Regions from separate parts of the Homo sapiens genome. Here all the other regions are linked to region 3. The links are chromatin contacts, found by Hi-C or POLR2A ChIA-PET in ENCODE. All regions are on one chromosome and are shown on one strand. Each heading gives the region's core, a stretch centred on a gene start or an enhancer-like site at or near the end of the contact. The rest is flanking DNA. Distances are from core to core; before and after follow the strand shown.

Evidence for each region. Hi-C counts contacts between places; a loop is a spot of excess contacts on that map. ChIA-PET counts read pairs that join two places held with the same protein, here RNA polymerase II (POLR2A). Pooled maps may share reads with other maps.
Region 1: a pooled map of psoas muscle shows a loop between it and region 3 (2.1-fold over the local background). The contact joins the promoter of LMCD1 here to the promoter of CAV3 in region 3. A Hi-C loop is called at or near these places in 1 of 168 maps with a recorded cell type or tissue (PC-9) and 1 of 50 pooled maps. POLR2A ChIA-PET finds 5 or more read pairs at or near these places in 1 of 52 experiments (HEK293).
Region 2: a loop to region 3 is called in a map of gastrocnemius medialis, with 2.6 times the contacts of the local background. The contact joins the enhancer-like site here to the promoter of CAV3 in region 3. A Hi-C loop is called at or near these places in 2 of 168 maps with a recorded cell type or tissue (PC-9 and gastrocnemius medialis) and 1 of 50 pooled maps.

The regions. Positions count from the first base shown.
Region 1 is chr3:8,500,515-8,504,902 of GRCh38, forward strand. It overlaps LMCD1 (LIM and cysteine rich domains 1), which reads left to right and starts at 1,309. Exons shown (of 6, transcript NM_014583.4): 1 at 1,309-1,466. The coding sequence starts at 1,425. It overlaps LMCD1-AS1 (LMCD1 antisense RNA 1), which reads right to left and starts at 1,144. Exons shown (of 4, transcript NR_033378.1): 1 at 957-1,144.
Region 2 is chr3:8,482,050-8,486,093 of GRCh38, forward strand. All of the region lies in intron 3 of LMCD1-AS1 (LMCD1 antisense RNA 1), which reads right to left. Among named protein-coding and RNA genes, the nearest start is that of LMCD1-AS1, 18 kb to the right of the region's middle. RefSeq lists an enhancer at 1,334-1,628. Within about 2 kb of position 1,387, at least 23 of the 41 ENCODE cell types and tissues checked have a DNase peak (open chromatin) inside an H3K27ac peak, as active enhancers do; they include gastrocnemius medialis, where a contact is called at or near this core.
Region 3 is chr3:8,731,363-8,735,485 of GRCh38, forward strand. It overlaps CAV3 (caveolin 3), which reads left to right and starts at 2,440. Exons shown (of 2, transcript NM_033337.3): 1 at 2,440-2,628. The coding sequence starts at 2,515.

The sequences.
Region 1 (4,388 bases), core at 59-2,558, 230 kb before region 3:
TCACCAAATCCCTCCCGAATGGTGTACTTCGGGACCACTCTTCAGTCTCTGTGCAACCGAGTTTTATTTTAGCCCACGGGACCCTGGTTTTTCTGGCAGGGGGCACTGCAAAGACGGGTTACAGGCCGAACACCTCACAACAGAGACAGCAGTATTCTCTCTAGGATAAAAAGGGCTTGTGTTTAATCCTCTGTCAGGGCAGGGGGGAAATGCCTCTGGAATCCAAGTCTGTGGAACCGGCTCAGCAGAGAGATGTGGCTTTATAGGCAAACAACGTGGCATAGAGAGAGGAACCTGGCCAATTCTGTCTTATAAGAGTAGTTATGTTATGCGTTGCAAGGACTCCACATTCCATGGATTTGTGAACTCAGATGGAATCTTGTTTGTCCAGGCCTGCATGACCCCATTTATCTAAAAATTACTAACTTCCTAGTTTATAGTTTACAATCCTGTGCCCGCCGCCTCCCTCCCCCCCCCCGCCACGCCCCCATGAGCTTTCTCTCTATTACTCTCAGTCTCTCAGGTTAAAGCCTTGCTCAGTAATTCAGCTGTGGACCAGTTATTCTGATTATTTCCTCATCTATCGTCTTACAGTCATAATAATAATAATATCTGAGATAATATGAGCATACAACAAGACAGTATGTCCACAGGAGCATCTCTAAGATCAGGACAGTGATTTCTTGCTCATGGAATAAGAAGGATTTATGTTAAAGCAAGTTATAAGAAAGCAGTTTAATACTTTACGAACGTTAAGTTTAAAAAAATCATAACTCGCTGGAATCTTTTCTCCTCTCTGGATATTGGAGAACTCGCCCAGGTTTGGGAAACGTTAGCCAGCTCCTGCAAAACACCTCCTCCCTCAGCCCTCCCCGCGCCCCCTACGACCAGGCAGAAAGGGTGGGAAGGGGAGCACAGCTCAGCATTTATTTCTGGATCCAGCTCACTAAAAATACCTCGGCTCTCCTGTTTGATCACTCTCCCTTTTGACCTGAATGGATCGCGGGAGCCGCGCCGCCCGCCCCACCTTCGGCCCGTTGCCCTTTAAAGGAAAAGGGCGTGGGGACGGATTCCTGCCGCTCGAGGGATAGAAGGGAGCTGGGTAGTCAGGGGCCGCGGCCATGCTGACGTCAGGGCAGCCGGCGCTCAGCTCCGCTCGCTGCCACAGTGCAGAGACCTCCCTGAGGGAGGGGGACAGCCTCGCGCTGGGATTGGCTGGCCTCGCGCGAGCGCCGGCGCGGAGTGGCTGGCGAGGTTTTAGAGGGAGTCCCGCTCTCCAATTAAAGCGGCCCAGCTGCGCCTGGCTGCGCACAGAGCTCCCTCCCAGGCCCGCGAACTTGGCCATTCAGCCGCCGCTGTCCCCGCTGCGCGCCCTCGCGCCTCTGCCTGAGAAGCCAGGCGCTGTTCCCCCACCCCAGAAGAGGATGGCAAAGGTGGCTAAGGACCTCAACCCAGGAGTTAAAAAGGTGAGTGGAAAGCTGTTTGTATTTACCCAGATTCTTACTTTTTCTTGTTCCCCTTCCCATCTGTTCGCGGAAACTTCCCAAAAGGTAATGAGAAGGGAACTCTTTAAATTCCAAAACTGCATGGAAAACAAATAGTTGGGAATACATGTTTGAGCTAACAGGCACACACACCCCAAACCCAATGTTGTGTAAAATATTTGCAAAGGGTCTTATGTCTTTGGTGATGCTAGTTAAAGTTTAATTAAGGTTTTACATATATATACAATATATATAAAATGTATATAAAATATATATATAAAATATATATAATATATATTATATATAATATATAAAATATATATTATATATAATATATATTATATATAAAATATATAATATATATTATATAAAATATATATAATATATATTATATATAAAATATATATAATATATAATATATATATATGAAATCTTATGGTCTGTAAAGGAAAAACCCCTAGCTTCCTCACTCCCTGTCCTCAGGTGGCTGAAGTAAGGGTTGAGAGCATGTAATATTTACTCACAGTCTCCCTTTTGCTATTATCCCAGTGTTTTGTGTGTTTCCCCCAATACACACACACACACACACACACACACACACACACACACGCACGCAGTTTCTTTAGTTGGTGATGTTGGCAGTGGCAGCAGTTCCAGCATAAGGGAACTGATTTCTGTCCCCAGGGTCTGCACGTTTCCCTTACAAGAAGGGCTGGCCCGGAGCCCAGAAGGTCATGGGTAAACTCCTGCACAGGAGCCTGCGGCTGTGCCTATAGCTCCAATACCACTTGTTGCCTACCTGAATGCAGCTGGGAGAAGGCACAGGCTGGAGACTTAGAGAACATGTGAACGGGAAGGGAACAGAGAGACAACCTAGGCTTTACAGATCGGGAAACTGAGGCCCGGGGTCACAGAGAGTTGGTTCTAACAGGCAGCTGACTGTAAGGCAAGCCCTAGGCATCCAGACTCAGTCCCTGCCACTTTTTAACTGCACATGATTCACCAGGTCACTTTTCTGAGCCTCAGTTTCCTTGTCTCTGATGTGGGGAGGATAGGCCTAACCTCCCTCATGGCAGTGGTAGCAGGGATACTGACACTGTGAGTTAATTTCCCAAAGCAGTCATTGTTAAACTCTGATTTCACAGGGTTTAGTCTTGAAGGGCAAAGTCTTCCTTAAATATCTGCCATTAACCTGCAGGGTAGAATGAGAGGGGGAAAAACAAAAGACGTGAGAATCAAACTAAAGACACAAACAGCCACTCAGAGGCACAGCATGCACTGTCTAATTTGTAGCTGTGCTCTTCTGTAGACCACCTGCCCAGACCCTGTCACAGAGTCCAGTGGATCCTTCTAAATGTGGGTACCAAGTCACATTGAATCTGGGCATTTGTCTGGAATGTATCATGCCTCACTGCATTTGCCAAGCTATTTGCAGAATCAAGTCATTTCCCCTCCTACAGAAATTACCATAACATTTTAGACTCTTAGAAGATACCTATTAATTGCTACCTAGTAGTGAGTTATGCATGCAATGCTCTTATTTCTCTATACATTTTTCTGGACTCCTTGAGGGCAAACCTGTCTTGTTCATCCCTGTTTGAACATAGCACACCATGCCACACAGCAGGACTCAAAAACCTGTGGGTGACTCATGAGAATATCTGTCCAGCTAAGACCACACTGTTTGCATAGGCTTCATTTTATGCATTATTTTTTAACTTGTAGCATTGATATTTGTGTGTCTGAACTGCCTCCCCAAGTTCAGACACAGAATAGTTCACGGCTAAAGGTGGCAGAGTTCCATTGTCCTCTGGAAAGTGAAATGATTCTGAGTATTTTTAATATAAGCTGGTTGATAGTTACTGTATGAGGTGAGATGAGGTATATGGAGACTCCTCCTCCTCACCACAGTCCTGTGTTGCCACTTGGAGGAAGCCTTGTTTTTATTTTCCTTTGCATAGGGGAGTGTGATTATCCTGATTAGAGGTGGAACATGTTCTCCTTCTTGTCACCCCCTAGTGCCAACTTCCTTGGCCTGCAAAGGGTTTGTTTTCCATTTAGATCCAATTACAGGCTTAGAGAAAGAATGTGGTGGGTAGAGATGAAAGGGCAGATTTTTTTTATCTCTTGGGACTGCGACAATCAGGAGGAAGATCACCATTTTGTAGGTTAACCAATGCCTTCAACTCAAAATGTGGAGGGGAGGGAGGAGAGCCGAGAAGCTCCCCTTGCTGAACTGAATGTCACAGAAGTGATTAAGTACTACGTGATATCAGCAACACGCTGAAAAGCTTTTACTGCATATTTATTTTTTAAATCTGCAACAGTATGTGGGGGAGGTTTATAACATTTGGCTTCAGGATGCATAATCGCACTTAGACATTTTGAAACAATTTCATAGACTCTTAGAGCTACAAGGGGCCTATTTACAAAATGAGAAATGGTTTAAAATGGCATACAGGCTGTTTCCGCTTCCCTACCCCCGAGGGGGCTGGGGCGGGAATCCCCACCAACTGGAAAGTCATAAAAAGATCTTCAGCAAAGAACATAAAATCTAAAAACTGGAGTAGACTTAAAGGTCATCTAACCAACCCCAGACAGGCTGGGGAAAGAGACTCACTGGGGGCCACATACATACATCGTGGCAGAGCTTACAAGTTCCCTAACTTCTCTCTTTCTTTCTAAGTAAAATGCTTCCACCGGCTGCTCTTGAACCATCTTTTTTTTTCTATTAGGAAAGAGAAGGTTTCCTAGCACAGACAGTTCCCTGAGAATGGTGAAATCGCCAACATTTCTTGGTAACAAAGGGCCTTGAAGGCCAAATGCCATTTTTCTGGGTGAAACCAATCTCGACTATGGATTTGTTCTTGTTTATTAAGGATGCAAGTTATTAGTGCAGGCTTT
Region 2 (4,044 bases), core at 137-2,636, 250 kb before region 3:
CTTGGAAAATATTTGTTGTTGAGTGGATGAATTGACCCTAGCTGAAGCCTGCATTTCTCTTGCTTAGTGTGACCCACAGACAAATTATACCCCATATGGCTGGCAGTGGAGGTGGCTGGACCTTAGCAAACACTCATCTTTGGACTTTATCTGCACCAAGTCAAGGAGTATCCCACATAATGCTACTGACAACGACATCTGCAATCGATTGTCAGTGCCTGATTATTTCATCTAATGGAGCAACTCTGAAATGTCACCCTACCCCCTACAGCAAAACAACCCTTCCCAGTCTAGAAAGGAAGGTGTTAACTGTGGCCCTGGACACCGGATTTATAAAAGGCATCCGCTGTTCCTGACTTCCAACCCTCCCATGTTGTTGATATTGAAACCTAATTGTGTTGATGTTGGTCTCCAAGGTAAACAAAGCTTTACAGGGGAAATGTTTGGACTTAGAGATTCCTGTTTGCTCCAAGTATGGATTAATGGCCAGAATAATGAACATTTTCATTCATTTCCTTTTAAAGTGCTCCTGCTAATGTAGCTAAGTGGACAGCTCAAAACAGTTCCTATTGGCCAATTATCAAAAACAGTTTCTGGAATATGACCAATGCTTCCCACACTTGTGGAATTTTCACTTAGAGAAAATCCCAAGACTTGTACCTTTATGAAGGCCCCAAGATCCTGAGGGTAGAGCAAGAAAAAAGGGGAAGTACAAGAAGGGAAAAGAGAGAGGAAAGAGAGGGATGGACATCAATTGCTGACGTGAGTGCTTATTACATGCCTGGTACAAAGTTAAGTTTTTCAAATATACGACCTCATTAAATCCTTTCGACTGCCCTAAATGAAATGTTTTCTTTTCCCTATTTTGCAGATAAGAAAACTAAGGCCCAGAGACAGTTCAAGGTCACACAGTTGAAGTATGACCATGCTGGGATTTGATGCGAAAGCCTGTGCTCTTATCCACTAGGTTGCACTGCCTCTCAAATCTTGTTCCTCTCTCTCCTTACCATATGTAGTTTTCCCCATAGTGTGAGGATGGTTTCTGAATTCAATTGTGAGTCCTCTGGCCTGGAGAGAAGACATAATGCATATATGAAACAAGTAACTAATGGTGGTAGCAGATGGTAAAGGCTGGAGATGGAAGTAGAGGTTGGTGGGTAGACCAATGAACTTGGACCTTCTCTGGAGGGCAATGGGGGCCCAGGCAGGGTTGGAAGTAGGGGAGGAGCATGGCCAGGACTGTGTGTTAGAAACAGCATGCTGATGGTGGTGTGCAGCCCACATGGGGTCCTGAACAAGACAGACACCACTGGGCTGAGGAAGTCGTCTAGCCCATGAGTGGCACTTGTGGAAGGACTGAGCCTGGCAAACCTCAGCCTCGTAACCCAGTCTGGGAAGCCAGCCTCTGTTGGGTTTGGCAAGGAGACATGTATGAGCTCAGCAGGAGGGAATGCAGAGTGTCACTGGTTTAGAGAGGAAAACGATCTGCTGAACCAAGACCACAGCTGGGCCATCCTACAAAAGGGCTTGGCAATGTGTCCAGAGCTGCCTTTGTTTTCAAACACATGTAGTATCACATCCACACTGGAGGAAGCCTCAACCTTGGCACTCAGGGGCTTACAGCTCTGAAAACAATTCCTAGGAATCTTGCTCCTCCAGGTGTGGTCCAGAGACCAACAGCATGAGCATCACCTGGGAGCTCATCAGAAATGCAGAATCTCAGGCTCCACCCAGAACCTGCATTTTAAAAAGTTTCCCAGGTAATTATTTTAAAATTGAGAATCACTGTCCCAACATAGTGAATCAGAATCTCTGGAGCTACATTTCTCAAATCTGCATAATTTCTAAGTTCACCAGATGAATTAGACACATACTAAAGTTTGGTCACCAGGCCAGGAAACCTTCGAAATGTCCTAAGAATGTCAACATTGCAGCATCTAAACTACGTTCTTCATAGGCCTCCCATACCCAGGAGTGTCACAAAAATTCCCTGTGAGCAGGCATGGGCAATATTATGATTTGACCTGCAATGTATCAACTTCTAAAAAAGGCATTGTAACAGCTTATACACAGAACAGGTGGTCAGCTAAGGAGCATAATAGAATGTGTTCTAATGAAACTCCACAACCTGCCACCCACTGAGCATGTCTCTCCATATCTGGAGGAGTTCAGAGCCTAAAACCCCACCACTGGCTTAAACTGTGCTTCTTTTTAAAAATTACAAGCTTTTTTTTTCTTGAATAAACACACACACACACACACACACACACACACACACACACACTTACACTCAGATTAAGTTTTTGATGACTTTTCAGAGCCCGCTTTTCCTAGTGGCAATTTATTAGCAAGTATTTTCAGTCTACCTCCAAAGAATATCTTGGATGTTCCAGCTCTCCACACATCCACTGCCACATCTTGTCTCATCTGCATGCCTGCAAGAACCTCCCAGCTGATCTCTCCACCTCTACTCCTGCCTTTTCTGGTCTCTACTCCACAAAGAGCTCCAAGTGCCCATTGGAAGACATAAATCAGACCATGTCATACCCCAGCCTGAGGCTAAGATCTGCCTGTATCAATGTCCTTCAGCTGCTTTAACAAATAATTACCACAAACAGTTGATGGCTTAAAACAACAGAAACAACTTATCTCCTGTTTCTGAAGGCTGGAAGTCCAAAATCCACATCACTGGGCTAAAATGAACACGTCAGCACAACTGTGCTCCTGGCTCTAGGGGAGAATCCATTCTTTGCTACTTCCAACTTCTAGAAGTTGCCAGCATTCCTTGGCTTGTGGTTGTATCACTCCAATCTCTGTCCCATGTTCACATTGCTTTGTCCTCTTCTGTCTGTGTTGACTCTCCCTCACCTCCCTTTTATAGGAACACCTGTGATTACATTCAGAGCCCACCTGGATAATCTTCCCATCTCAAGATCCTTAACATAATCGCATCTGCAAAGTCTGGTTTTGTAATATCAGATAACATTTACACGTCCCAGGGATTAGGATCTGGATACCTTTCGGAAACCATTATTTAGCCTGCCACGTTGCCTTTCCATTACACACAATAAAATCCTAAGTCTACTGTGGCCCATAATGTCCTACTGATATGGCCCTGACCCACCACTCAGGCCCCATTTTCTTCCACTTTTCTCCTCTCCCAGCCCACCCCGCCGGTCTACTTTCAGGTCTTCAAGTATGTTCCTACCCCCACAGCCTTTGTTTTTGCAGTTCCTTTTGCTTGGAATGTAATCTTGGCCTAATGTGCTGAGTGAATGAATAGCTTATTCCCACAAGCTCAGAAAAGACAATGGCAAAACTAGAAGGAGCAGCACGGCTTGAGACTAACTTTGCCTGCTTTTCAATTTGACCTAGAGAGTTTTCTGGTTAAAGATGTTTTTACCCCCTCTTTTTTTCAATTACCAAATATCCCAAAATAGCCACAGTTCTTAGTTATCTGTGGGCTCTCTAGAAGGGAGTCACTTTAGACAATTGTAGCCATCTGAACTGGATACTAATGGAAATCATGTCACATGGAACCATCTCCAGGTTTCTTGTTCTTGTACAAACAAGGCAGTCTGAGAAAGTCCAATAGATTGGCATTCCAATCTATTTTGACTTCCAGCAAGAATTTTGATGAGGCTGCTTCTTCTAGTGCTTGATGAATGCTCATTGTTGACTTTGGGCAATTTTACAAAAGCCACTGCTTCATCCTGCTCTGGAGACAGAAGGCCTGCCCATGGCTAAGTGGCCTTTACTTACCTCCTGACTCTGAGAGCAAAGCTATCATTAAATGGAATTTCTAATAGGTTATTATGATGAAAACATAAATATAAGGAGGTTCTTTTGCCCCATAAAGAAAGATGCTAACTTCTGTACAGTTATACAAATCAATATCAGCCACTATATTATAGATAGTGGGTTATCTAGAGTGACCAATTCAACTCATTCTGGTTTGCCTGGGACTTTCTCTGTTAGGATTGTAAATCCTGCATCCCGGAGAAACCCCTTAGTCCCAGATAAACCAGGACAGCTCGTTGCCCT
Region 3 (4,123 bases), core at 1,190-3,689:
TCCTGAGAGGAGAGAGCCAGGAAGCCAGCCAGGGAGGGAACACAGACCCTCCCTCTTGGTGGAAGGAGTGTCAATCTCATCATCTTTGGAAAAGATGGCCTTCCATAATCATTATTACTATGTCGTTATTATTACTTCCCCTTTAGGATGATGAGTTCTTCTAGGTGGCTCTTCCATCCCTGGCGACAAGACTGCCATTAGCTGGCCCACCTTTCACCAGACATATCTGGTTCTACGGTGCACAAAGCTTAAGCTCAGGCTTAGATCCCTGCCACGTCCCTTGTGAATACAAGCAGCAATGTTCTTTTTTTTTGTTACAATCTCTTTGCAGAATATTCATGTACCTGGGACCAGGGGGACCTGGGGACCCAGGCAAGGGAATGGAAAAGCAACAAAAAAAGTTACCTCTTAATCCTAAGCGACTTAGGGACAGTTTTCTGGTTGCCCACCATTTATCCCTAGTAACACTGTGGGGGTGCCGAAAATGTGCTCAAGCTAAAAAACCTACAGTTCCATCATCGTTTGCCAAGACAGGAGTGACCAATGAGATATAAACAGAAGTAGTTGGGTTGGACTTCTAACAAAGCTTTATAACAGAGCCGACTCAGTTCGCAGATGTCGTTTCTTGTCCCTGCCCCTTCCTCTTTCTTCTTATCCAGACTCAGAGATGATGATTGGAGGAGCAGTAGACATCTTGTGCCTATGAGGTGGCTTTCGGGCTAGCAGAACAGAAGGATGGGAGTCCAGATGTCTGAAGACATCATGGAGCCACTATAATATTTCTGAACTACTTGTGTTAAGTGAGAAAAAAAGTTCCTACCTTATTCAAGTCACTATTACTTTTGCATCCTTTGTGTTACTAGCCAGGTGTAATTATTGATAAAGCCTAAATCACCTCTGGTTTTCCCCCTCCTACCTCAAACTTCACCCAGCTCCAATCCACCCTCCACCTGGCCACCAGGGAGCTTCCTCACACACAAATCTGATACCGACCCTGTCCTGCTTTGAAGCCTTCAATGGCTTTCCAGCACCCCTAGACAAAATCCACATTCTTTAGTATGACATTTGGGATGCTGCACACCCAGGCCTGAGCTGAGCTGTATCTCCTGCCTCAACCCCAGACACCCTGTGCTCCAGCCACTCCACACTTTTCAACATTCCTGTCTATACCACTCCTCAATATCCACAATCCTGTAACTTGAAGTGTTCTAGGTGCTGAGCTCCTGCTTGTCATTCGATACCTATCTGCAAAGCCACCTCCCACAGGAAGTCTTCCCCGGTGTCCTCAGAGTAAGTTACTGACTCCTATGGACTTCTAAGACCAGCTCTTTGTAAAATATCTCTGATCTGTGGCACTTACCGCACAGTATTATAATCACTTATTGTTTTAATTAGTCTCCCCACCTTGACTGGGAGCACTTCAAGGCGGACAGAGCCTTGTTGGTCTGTTTATCCCCAGCTATTAGCAAATCCTGAATGAAGGAGTGAATAGACAGGTAAATGGAAGCACAGACCCTGACCCCTGAGGATTCAGAGTTGCCATCCTTCATGCTGCTGGAGCCCAGGGGAAGGCTGAGTTAGAAGAGGGCACAGAAAAACCGAGCAGGTATCTAAGAGAGGTGCACCCCACTGATGCATGTGGAGTGTCTGGGACCCAAGAAAATCCTGGAAGCTGTCACTAGGGCAGGGTGAAGGGTAGCACGAACATGGACTTCATGTTCCCCCCACCGGGCATATCCCAGTGCAGGCTCCAGACGGCAGACGAGGGGCAGCCCCACAGCAGCTTCCTCTCCCTGTTTCATCCCCAGCCTGGCCCCACACCACAGTCCATCAACTCCTGCTCCAGGTGGAAACCTCAGAAACCCACAAAGCTCGGACCTGCTCCAGGTCACCAAGCAGCAGGGCCAGGCACTGGCAATCCAACGAGAAGCCCCACTACATCGCATTCCAGCTCCTGAAGCCATTCCCTGGGTAGGAGAGCCCTGATTGTTATTATCATCTCTCCATTTTACAGATGGGGACAGAGTGGCCTAGAGAGGTGAAGTGTGCCAAAGGTCACACAGCCAGCCAGAGGCAGAGGAGGGACTAACCCCACTTCCCTCCACGGGCAGTGCACCCCAAAGGAGCCAAAATGCTGACAGCAGTGGGGCAAATTCCAGGGGCCCCGGAGCGACCGCCGAGTTGGCCACAGCCACACGATGCATAGGAAACGCTAGGCCCTCTGCACCCTCTCCTGAGGCCCAGTGCCCTGAGGCAGCCCCCTTTAAGGAGCGATCGGCCTTCCAGAAGAGCTCCAGTCTTAATTTTAGCTTGGAGGCCTGCCACAGGAGGCTTTAGAGAGAGGCAGGCTGAAGTTATGTGGGACAGCTGTCAGCCGGCATGCTGGGTGGGGCCTATTTAGCTGGCAGGGACATAAGTCTGGGGACACTGAATTGGTCTCTCTGCCCCAAGTATTTTCAGCCCCAGCCGGCCACACAGCTCGGATCTCCTCCTGTGGATCCCCCCAGCTCTGCGATGATGGCAGAAGAGCACACAGATCTCGAGGCCCAGATCGTCAAGGATATCCACTGCAAGGAGATTGACCTGGTGAACCGAGACCCCAAGAACATTAACGAGGACATAGTCAAGGTAGGCTCTGCAGGCCTGCCTCGGCGGGCGGAGAGTGTCAGGTTTGCGAGACGTGGGCGCTTGGCAGGGGAGGGTATCTGCTGCAGACACAGTTTCCCTGAAAAGAGACTTGTTGCTCTGTTGTCTCTGTATCACCCCCCCAACCCCACCCCACCCCCAAAAAAAGGCTTCTAAATCACCGAAGGATCTTTAGCAAAATCAAGAGCAAAAAATTAGCCTCATCTCCATGACCTAAGTGCTAATCAGGGCAGGAGGAGCGAGTCACAAAGAAAATCCCTCCTTACTACTGTGACGCTCCTGCCACTCACTCCTGGCTCTCACCCTGGGAGGAACAGGAACGGGCGGCCAAGTTGGGCTCCTTTCTGTGCCAAGGGGCATTTCTGCGGTCTCTCCAGTGGGTGCAGGGTTAATCCCCAGAGGGCAGCTTCCAGCAGGGCCGGCAGCCCCTCGAGGTACACTCACTCCCCCAGAGCACTGCCCAATATCTGTCCCCAAGGCCGAGGGCCATGCCCAGCCCTCCCCTAGCTACCCCCTCACCCCAGGTCTAGTGGCCAGGACAGGGCAGACGGCACCCGGGACCCTCGAAGAGAAAGCTCGGGGTTGTCTAGCCCTCAGGGAGTCTCTCAGCGTCTGAAGTTGGGCCTCTTCCCTCGCCTCCTGGTGACACTAGCGGCCCTGCTGCCTCCAGGCCCACACCTTCAATCCAACTTCCAGCCAGTACCCAGAGGGATCTTTCTTTTTTCTTTTTGAGACAGTCTCTCTCTGTCCCCAAGGCTGGAGTGCAGTCGCACACTCACGCCTCACTGCAGCCTCAACCTCCCAGGCTCAAGTGATTCTCCCTCCTCCACCTCCTGATTAGCTGGGACCACAGGCGAGTGCCACCATGCCCAGCTAATTTTTGTATTTTTAGTAGAGACTGGGTTTCATTATGTTGACCAAGCTGGTATCAAACTCTTGGGCTCAAGTGATCCTCCTGCCTCCCAAAGTGCTGGGATTACAGGTGCAAGACTCCACAACTGGCTCAGAGGTACCTTTCTAAAGCAGAATTCCTCCAAGAAGGGTCCCCAGCCACCAGCATCTGAGTCACTGGAGGGGCTGTTAAGAGGCCAGTGTCTGAGGCCTCTCAGATCCTACTGAAAGCATTGGAATCTCAGGCCAGTGCTGTCCAATAGGGATACTGTTACCACAAGGAATTTAAAATTTTCTAGCAGCCACATTTTAAAATGCGAAAGCAAACAGGTGAAATTAATGTTCCTGATATTTCTTACTTAACCCTATATATCTAAAATAGTATTATTTCAACATGTAAGCAATATAAAACAATTATCAATGAGCTATTGTACAGTCTTCAAGTTTGAAATCCAGTGTGCTTCCTATACCCACAGTATATTTCAGTTCAGACCCCACATTTTCATCCGAAATGCTTGTTCTGCATTTAGATTTCATAAAATGTACATGTGAAAATCGATTCGCATGCCTGTACTGTTTCAAACAT